3 separate regions of the Homo sapiens genome follow, and regions 1 and 3 are each linked to region 2. Evidence: chromatin loops called from intact Hi-C (ENCODE). Cell type or tissue: B cell. All regions are shown on one strand. Region 1 has its middle 170 kb from the start of HDAC9. Region 2 has its middle 88 kb from the start of MIR1302-6. Region 3 has its middle 150 kb from the start of HDAC9.

Region 1 (2,500 bases), 110 kb after region 2:
AACTTACTTCAGCACCTGCTAGTCACTATAGGCAGCCTGACTTTTAACAGGCTCATCAGCAAATCCGTGGATGAAATGTCTTGAGGACATTCAACCACACTGAGGGGCCCAGTGATCATCAAGGATGCTTGCAGTAGCAGCCTATTAACTTCCTTTTATCTGCTTATGAGATTAATTTGGGTTGATCAGATACTTGATTGTACTGTATTTTTCTCCCTTCCTGTACTCTGTGGTTGATTTCTCATTAAATCCAGTGGTGACACCTCCACAAGGCTTCGAAATCTGTCTTTAACTTCCAGCTAATGGAGGAGCTTGCTGTGAATAGTACAAGCTCTTATTTTTCAGGACAGTAATAATGACTGAGGGAATAAAATCCTTTGTACCGGCTCTCCTGTCCAACCTTGAAAGATGTGTTGCTGCAGGATCGGTGGCTCTTCAGAGTATCCCTTATTGTCAATCACGTTAACTAATCACCAGCAGAGGACTCTTGAATTTGGCAAACTTGGGATTTACTCTTTAAAAGTGCTGTTAGCTCATGGAACTTGAAGGACCTGTCATTCTTTCTGCTGACTCATTTTTTATTCCTTCATTGTGCTCTGGTATATGAGGAGGAAGGGATCTCTATTTTGGTAGATATAATTATGTCCTTTAGTGAATTTCTGAGTGAGCAGATAAGTCTGACATTTCCTCCCACTTTGTTTCTCTCCTTGGACACCCCCCACCCCAGTTGTCACAATAGTGTTGTGGAAAGAGCACTGGGCCGGGGGTAGACCCTATTTGCTTGGCCCCTGCTCTGCCTGTGGCCAGCTGTGTGACCTCAAGCAGTCCCATAAACTTTTTAGGAGAACTTTCCAATTGTCCACTTTCCAGCACATTTATCTAAGTCATGGTTTAGAGGAAGAGAGAAGAGAGAGATAATTAAGGAAATAACTAGTATTGAGAATAAAAATATTTGTCTTAGGTTGAACATATGCAATCGCCATTTTTGTAGGCTACGTATTTTCATAGAACTTGACCAAATAGGTTCCTCTATCCACACCTCAAGGCCTAAGGACTCTAACATATGTAAGGCAAGTTCTATAGATGTGTCAGAAATTTCCCTACTCAAGTCAGATCTGGCTTGAGTCCACCTAGTGGAGGAGATGGAAATTGTTCTTAGTATTTACAACTACTTTTTCTATCTCTTCCCTTACATATTATTCTCTCTCCTCCCTGGTTAACTCCAGACCTTCAGAACCTTCATACTCTTTCCATCCTATCCATTCATCATTAGTTCATCTACCTTATTCATCTCCCTACTTGTTTCACATGTGTTTTTAATACTTACCATATTCCATGTACCACACAAGAGAAAGGAAAAAGGTGAGCTAGAGAATGGTCATAAACTCAATAACAGGCCATTCTAAATAGGTGATATGCCTTTATGTTGCTGAAGATACTCCATTTTAACCACAGAATCATTTTATATGCTTTTTAAAAAAATGTTTGTGTTATTGTGGAATTACAGGAATAAGAAAATTACATGGGAAAGTGGTTTAGTTCAGAAATTGTACATATTGGTGAGGTTTGGAAAGACTGTTCCTTTATATACTGTGCCTTTTTGAAGAAGGTTCAAATTCCTGTCTGATTTTAGGTAGCACATGAATAATTGCCTTATTAGCTTTTCTTCTCTTTCCTGAACTAAGCCAAGTTCCAATCAAATTGTATAGTGTGCCCCAGATGAGACGCGCCCTGGTGCACAATAGAACCATATAAATGTTGTTATCCACTTCTTTTAAATTGGAGAGCTGTAACTTTTTTGTAGCTTTGAATATTTCATTTAGAATTTATATAAAAAGTAGGGCAGAAATCGAAATATTTCTGCTTTCCATTATGTATTCGCCTCATTTTTAGAGAGATATTTAACATTTCAAACTAGTTAAATTTATTTTACTCTTCTTTGAGGTGAGAATGCCTTTGAGATTTCTAGTGGAATAAATGTAAAGCTCCCATGTCACTCGGCCTTCTCAGGTCCTTTCTCTCTTATTTGAACCATCTCCTGACAATAACATTTAGAACAATATCATCTACATGTAAAGCCTGTATTAAAGTAATCCCTTCTTCACTATCGATTTAGCAGCATTAAACACTGTTCATCTGTAAAGCTGGGGCACAATCAGAAAATTATTTTTTCTAGTCCCATACTTTAGGATATGAATGTGAGCATCACAATTTGAATTACTTGGCCTGTTTCTTTTTCATAATCACAAACTTTGGGCATAAGAGAAAGATTTTTGGATGTTGAGAAAGGGATATTGAGTGTAACTGTCATGGTTCTAAGCTATCACAGAGTAACTAATTTTTGTGGATTACCATATCAGATATCACAGAATCCATTTTACCTCCAAGAGTATAGTTAGATACATCTTTGATTTGTCAGTGAGAATAACTTTCAAGGCTTACTTAATGGGAACGTATCATTTTGATATACCGCGTCCCTTATCTTCTACTTAGCAAGAGA
Region 2 (2,500 bases):
TTATTGCATTTAAGCCTCACTACAACATAGTATTATAAGGTATATATTTTTATTCTGTTTTGCAGATAAGGATGTCACTATTAATATAACATTTTTATATTAATAGAGTATAATTGTTCTAGAATTATCACTAGAATGATGATTATTCAACATCATACAGAAAGTATTACAGCCAGAATTTGAAGCTACTCTTGTATTAATGGTGTGTCTGGCTCAGGATCTTTAATTCCACCCATTAAGCTATGAAAATTGGCATTTGACCTAACTAGGGCTGCTTTTTCAGAGGTAAATGCATGCCTCTGGCCATCTTCATATACTTCAAGGAATTTACAGTATTGCTTCTTAGCATTTATTTTAAGCTCAGATTGTATGTGAAAGAGTCTGATCTCTCTCATCCCACCTTGTTAGATGAATTATAACTGATGTGCTTTAAAAATAATTCATACTGCTGGGGAAAAAATCTCACTTTGATGCTTTTCCAGTATATAGTTAAGAATTACACTGATGGGTAGTAATTGAAGAAATTGGTAAGCACTTGTGTGATATGAAACAGCATAGGAAACTTATATATAATATATGATAGCCATTATATATAAGCTTATATATAATGTGTATAACATTTACAAAAGCAAAATAATACCTTTATGTTTTTATTTAACAAAGTGAGATAAATTCATTAGTGAATGCAGCAGGGCATACCTGCAAATTCTGTCATAGGTAGCAGGAAATAAAGCAAAGCATTGTTTATAAAAAGACCTCTTTGTTATGGTTCTGTCCACTCAAAGCAAACTGATGGGGGCATGGAAAAGATCTTATTACTTTTGACTATTTTGGAAGAGCATACTGTTGGTATTATTTTCATTTGCAGCTATAAAATGGTACTTCTTGAAAGATACCATAAAATAATAGAACAGTTTATACTTAAGTACTATGGTATGATAATGGGCTTATGCTGTTTGTTAGCAAAGAGTTGGTGTTATTTGTTGTTTCTTGGAAATGAAAGGGAGAAACAGATAATATTCCTTTCTAATAAATGGATTATTCTATTCTACCCTATTCTATTAGACAATTTTATATCCAAACAATTACTGAACTCTATTTTTCATATTTCACAGAGTTGTACGCAAGATCTAGATTTGAATATGAAATCTGATACCTCCGTGGGCCAGTCGAAAAAAGCATTTTGATATCATTAGATGAGAGACATTATAGACATATTAGTTCTAGAGAAAGTCCCGGTCCTTTCTTTATGTCAAGAGATTTGTGTTAGAAAGAGCCAACAAGGCCTATGCACTCAATTAATATACATCAGTTTTCTGTTAGCATGTAAGGTCCTATAGTTGGTGTTCAAGAAAAGAACATGATACATGAAAAGTGATCTTTGCCAAATGTATCCATGTTTATGCTAATGTGGGTAAATTGTTCCTCTTTTACCATGTGAAGGATTGGTAGCTTAATAGTTTGCTTTGCTTAAATGATTTTATGTGGCAGTGTTGAGGATCTGCAGAAGTGACTGTGTCCTTGCCCTCAAAGAACTTTTGGCATTTGGCACCAAAAGGGGGCACTGCTCTCTTGTGACATAAAATGTAGTCCCCGAATAGTGGGGCTTTTGAAGGTTAGTGACTCCAAAGGAAATAGTAGATGAAAGGAAAACGTATTTACTTCATCTCATGGGGGTCTTTCTTGCCTTGGTCTTCCTGAAGAAAAGATAAGCATTGGGCTGAAAATGTTTGTTATATACCCTTGGGCACCATTGGCATATTCCAAGCTGTTTTTGTCAATCATATAAATACATATTTAGACAATTTCTGAAACATTTCTCATAAAGAAAGAAGTCATTCATCTGGTATATCATATTCATATGCATGATGGCTTTCTAGAGTTGTGTCATTTCTTCACTATGGCTTCTCTCGTCTCGCACCTCTTCAGAAGGCACCCTTCCTTTCTTTTTTCAGTAAATACCACAATTTTATTTTTAGGTGTATGCAGCATGAAATGTATGTGTGTATGTGTGTGCCTGCGTGTCTGTGTGTGTGTGTGTGTGTGTGTGAGAGAGAGAGAGAGAGAGACAGAGAGAGTTTGAGAGATAGAACAGAGAGATTGATTAATTGGTTGATTGATTAGTTGGTTAGTTGGAGCTTTTCCCAGAAAGTTTTCCAACTGTTCTTATTGGCATATTTGAAAGTTTAACAAAATCTCATTAAAGTTCATGGATTTCACTGAAATCTCTTATTTTTATTAGATAATCAGTAATATTATAAGTATACATAATCTGCCATCCCAATATTTTCAAATTTTAGTTCTTTTTCTATCGTATTGGTAAGAATGTTACAGTTTCTTCCTAATGTTGGTGATAGGCATCTGTACATCTGGTTTTGTTGGAAACAACTCTGCTAAATGTTTAATAAGGTGCTCATTGTAAGTTAAAGATAGGGAATCTTTATTATATTATAGAACTACCCTGGCCTATGCACATGTATTGAGATGACTGCATGTTATT
Region 3 (2,500 bases), 130 kb after region 2:
ATTTCAATGACTTCTTCCAACAAGCTTATAAGGTATTATTATCCTCATTTCACAGATAAGGAAACTGAGGTTGAATGGTTAAGAATATTGGCCAAGTAGCACAGAAAGAATTCTAATAATATTGTCTGATTTCACATATAGATTATGTTAGTGACTGTTTCATAGCACTTATGTTTACAAATGGCTTCCAGAAATTGTTCAGGTAGTATTCGTACTTAAATAGTAAATCAAATTAATCTACCATTCTATTGGTCTTAAAATCATTTTTCTTTGCATCCCAAATTACCATTGTAAAGTTTTCAGGGAAGATAGAATCCACATATTTTCAGCCTTTGTTTTGGCAGAAAAAAATAGGAGTTAAAAATTTGCAATTTGTTCAAAGTGCAAATATGCTGTGGCATTTTGGCATTATTCCAAGGGCACAGATTTAACTTGGAATTTTGGTGGCTGTTACTGGGAATGTACTGTTTATCAAATTCAGTGTTAACTGCACAGTTGAAGATTTTCTAGCAAAACTTTCTCTTTTTAACACTGAAAAAAATTCACCAAATTCTAAGGATTGATAAGTAAAATCCATAAGGAGCTGCAGTCTTTAATGAACAAATCTTCTATTAAAAAGTAATCAGTCAGGTCATTCCACAGAGAGCTTGCATAATCGGGATTTGGATGATCTTGGGCTCTCTACTAAAAGCTCACGGCCTCACATCTTAATGGAAATAAGAGAAGATGAAGTTTATAGCCCTTCACTTATGTAATGAGTGAAATAACCAGCAAGCAAACACCTGTCAGATGGTAGTAGGTGCTCCTGAGAGGTATGACAGGTAATAATTTAATCAGATGCATTGGTAATTCTATGACCTGAAAGGGATATTGTGTTTCCAAAGCCCAGAATTTTCTTTCTTCTAGATAATGCTGTGTCCTTGTGTACAAAATGACTTAAAATGAAACATTAGAATGTAGAATATATTTTAGCCTAAAATGTTCTTTAGTTCTTCATTGCTTTCAGGAATTTCTCCCTCCTTTGTGCTTCTAAATTGTTAATCCATGCAGATCATACTAAGCATTATTTCCTTTCATATATTAGAACAAATATCTGATTAAGAGGTTATTGACATTAGGAATCACAATTCTCCTAGCCAACCACACAGCGGGATTCAAAGCTTGTTCATTTAATGAATTGTTGTTTAGTGAAAGTACATGATTGTGTTCTCATAAGACACTTTGTTCCCTTTATTATTCAACAGAAGACAAAAAAAAAAAAAAAACTACAAAATTTCAAGGACAATTTTTTGCCCTTTTAGCTTATTATGCTCCCTGGAACATACATAGAAAGAGGTGCATTTGTTTCTCACAGGTGGATGAGAATTCATTTTATCTTCTTGAGCCAAGGCCCTGAAGAATCTGATTTTCACCTTTTATTTGACTGGGTGACTGATTCTCTTTTCTTTACAAGTTGGTGCTGCCTATACCTTCATTCAGCATTTTTTTTCCCCTTTTACCTGTATTTTTGGGATTTTACTCCCCCTGCTGGCCTCTGGCATGCATTAGAGTTGACTCTTTTCCAACGACTCCTGTTTCTGTCTGTTTCTCTTCAAGGAGCCGCATGTATAGTACATTTATGTTCCAAACACAGCAGAAACGACATGAGTTTAAAGGTAGGTATTTTAAGTTTTCAGGAACTCATTTTTCTCAATTTTTTCTAGAGAGACTAAAGTAGACCAATGCTAATTTAGAAAATATAGAAACAACATTCTGAATTTTTGAATGCTAAATGTAATTGGTTTAATTACAGATCATTTTGCTAAAGAAAAGTTATGTTATGGCCCATAATGAAGAAAGTTTCTTTCTCCTTCCTAGGATAGCAGTAATTGTGCTGCAAAAAACCCAAAATGTTTCTATTTTAAAAATGTCTTATGAATTATAAAACCTTTGAAATTGATGGCTTGATGTTGCAGATAAATTGAACTAGATTTCAAAGTACAGTTAACTTGACAGTGCTTTGAAACAAGGGTCACTCATTGTCATTACATCTTTATGACTATTTTTATGAGAGAATTTGGATAATTTAACTCTCAAAAATTGTCACATGCTGTTTTAGCTTTTGTAGTTTTGCTTTTGTTAGATGTCACAACCGCTATTAACACAACTTGCATTTTTTCCTTTCATTTATGTTGAACTAAAAGATATATGTGAATATTTTCTGGGAATTATTTACCTTAGATTGAAGAGGAGAGTTGCAGTTTTTACATTGTTCTTTTGCTGTCATTAAAAGAAAAAAAATCATCTGACCAGGAAATAGTATTTTTAGTAAATATACTCTCAGAATCTTCTCCTTCCCATCTGAAAATAAGATGTTTTTGCTTTTTGATAAGGTAATGGTCAATGGGATCGAAAGACACTTTTTTCTTCCACAATTACAATAGACACTGGTATGGTTTATTGATGATTCTCATCAGTTATATTTCACCAAAATCTCATAGCAACAGGAGAAAATTTCCCA

What was found. Hi-C counts contacts between places; a loop is a spot of excess contacts. Peaks named below come from ENCODE experiments on the same cell type or tissue, not always from the same donor. Only the 100,000 strongest peaks of a DNase experiment are listed, where the experiment ranks them.
Region 1: a loop joins it to region 2, with 7 times the contacts of the local background. A loop is called at or near these places in 15 of 110 quality-filtered maps.
Region 3: it touches region 2 in a loop (14-fold over the local background); 15 of 110 quality-filtered maps call a loop at or near these places.

What each region holds. Positions count from the first base shown.
Region 1 is chr7:18,320,046-18,322,545 of GRCh38, forward strand. It overlaps a transcript of HDAC9 not described here. Among named protein-coding and RNA genes, the nearest start is that of HDAC9, 170 kb to the right of the region's middle. In B cell, CTCF peaks have their summits at 1,121 and 1,326; a DNase peak (open chromatin) is centred at 1,126; H3K27ac peaks cover 410 bases.
Region 2 is chr7:18,214,081-18,216,580 of GRCh38, forward strand. It overlaps a transcript of HDAC9 not described here. Among named protein-coding and RNA genes, the nearest start is that of MIR1302-6, 88 kb to the left of the region's middle. In B cell, no CTCF peak of the experiment used is centred here; a DNase peak (open chromatin) is centred at 1,561; H3K4me3 peaks cover 530 bases; H3K27ac peaks cover 830 bases.
Region 3 is chr7:18,344,324-18,346,823 of GRCh38, forward strand. It overlaps a transcript of HDAC9 not described here. Among named protein-coding and RNA genes, the nearest start is that of HDAC9, 150 kb to the right of the region's middle. In B cell, CTCF peaks have their summits at 1,486 (motif pointing left) and 1,687; a DNase peak (open chromatin) is centred at 1,518.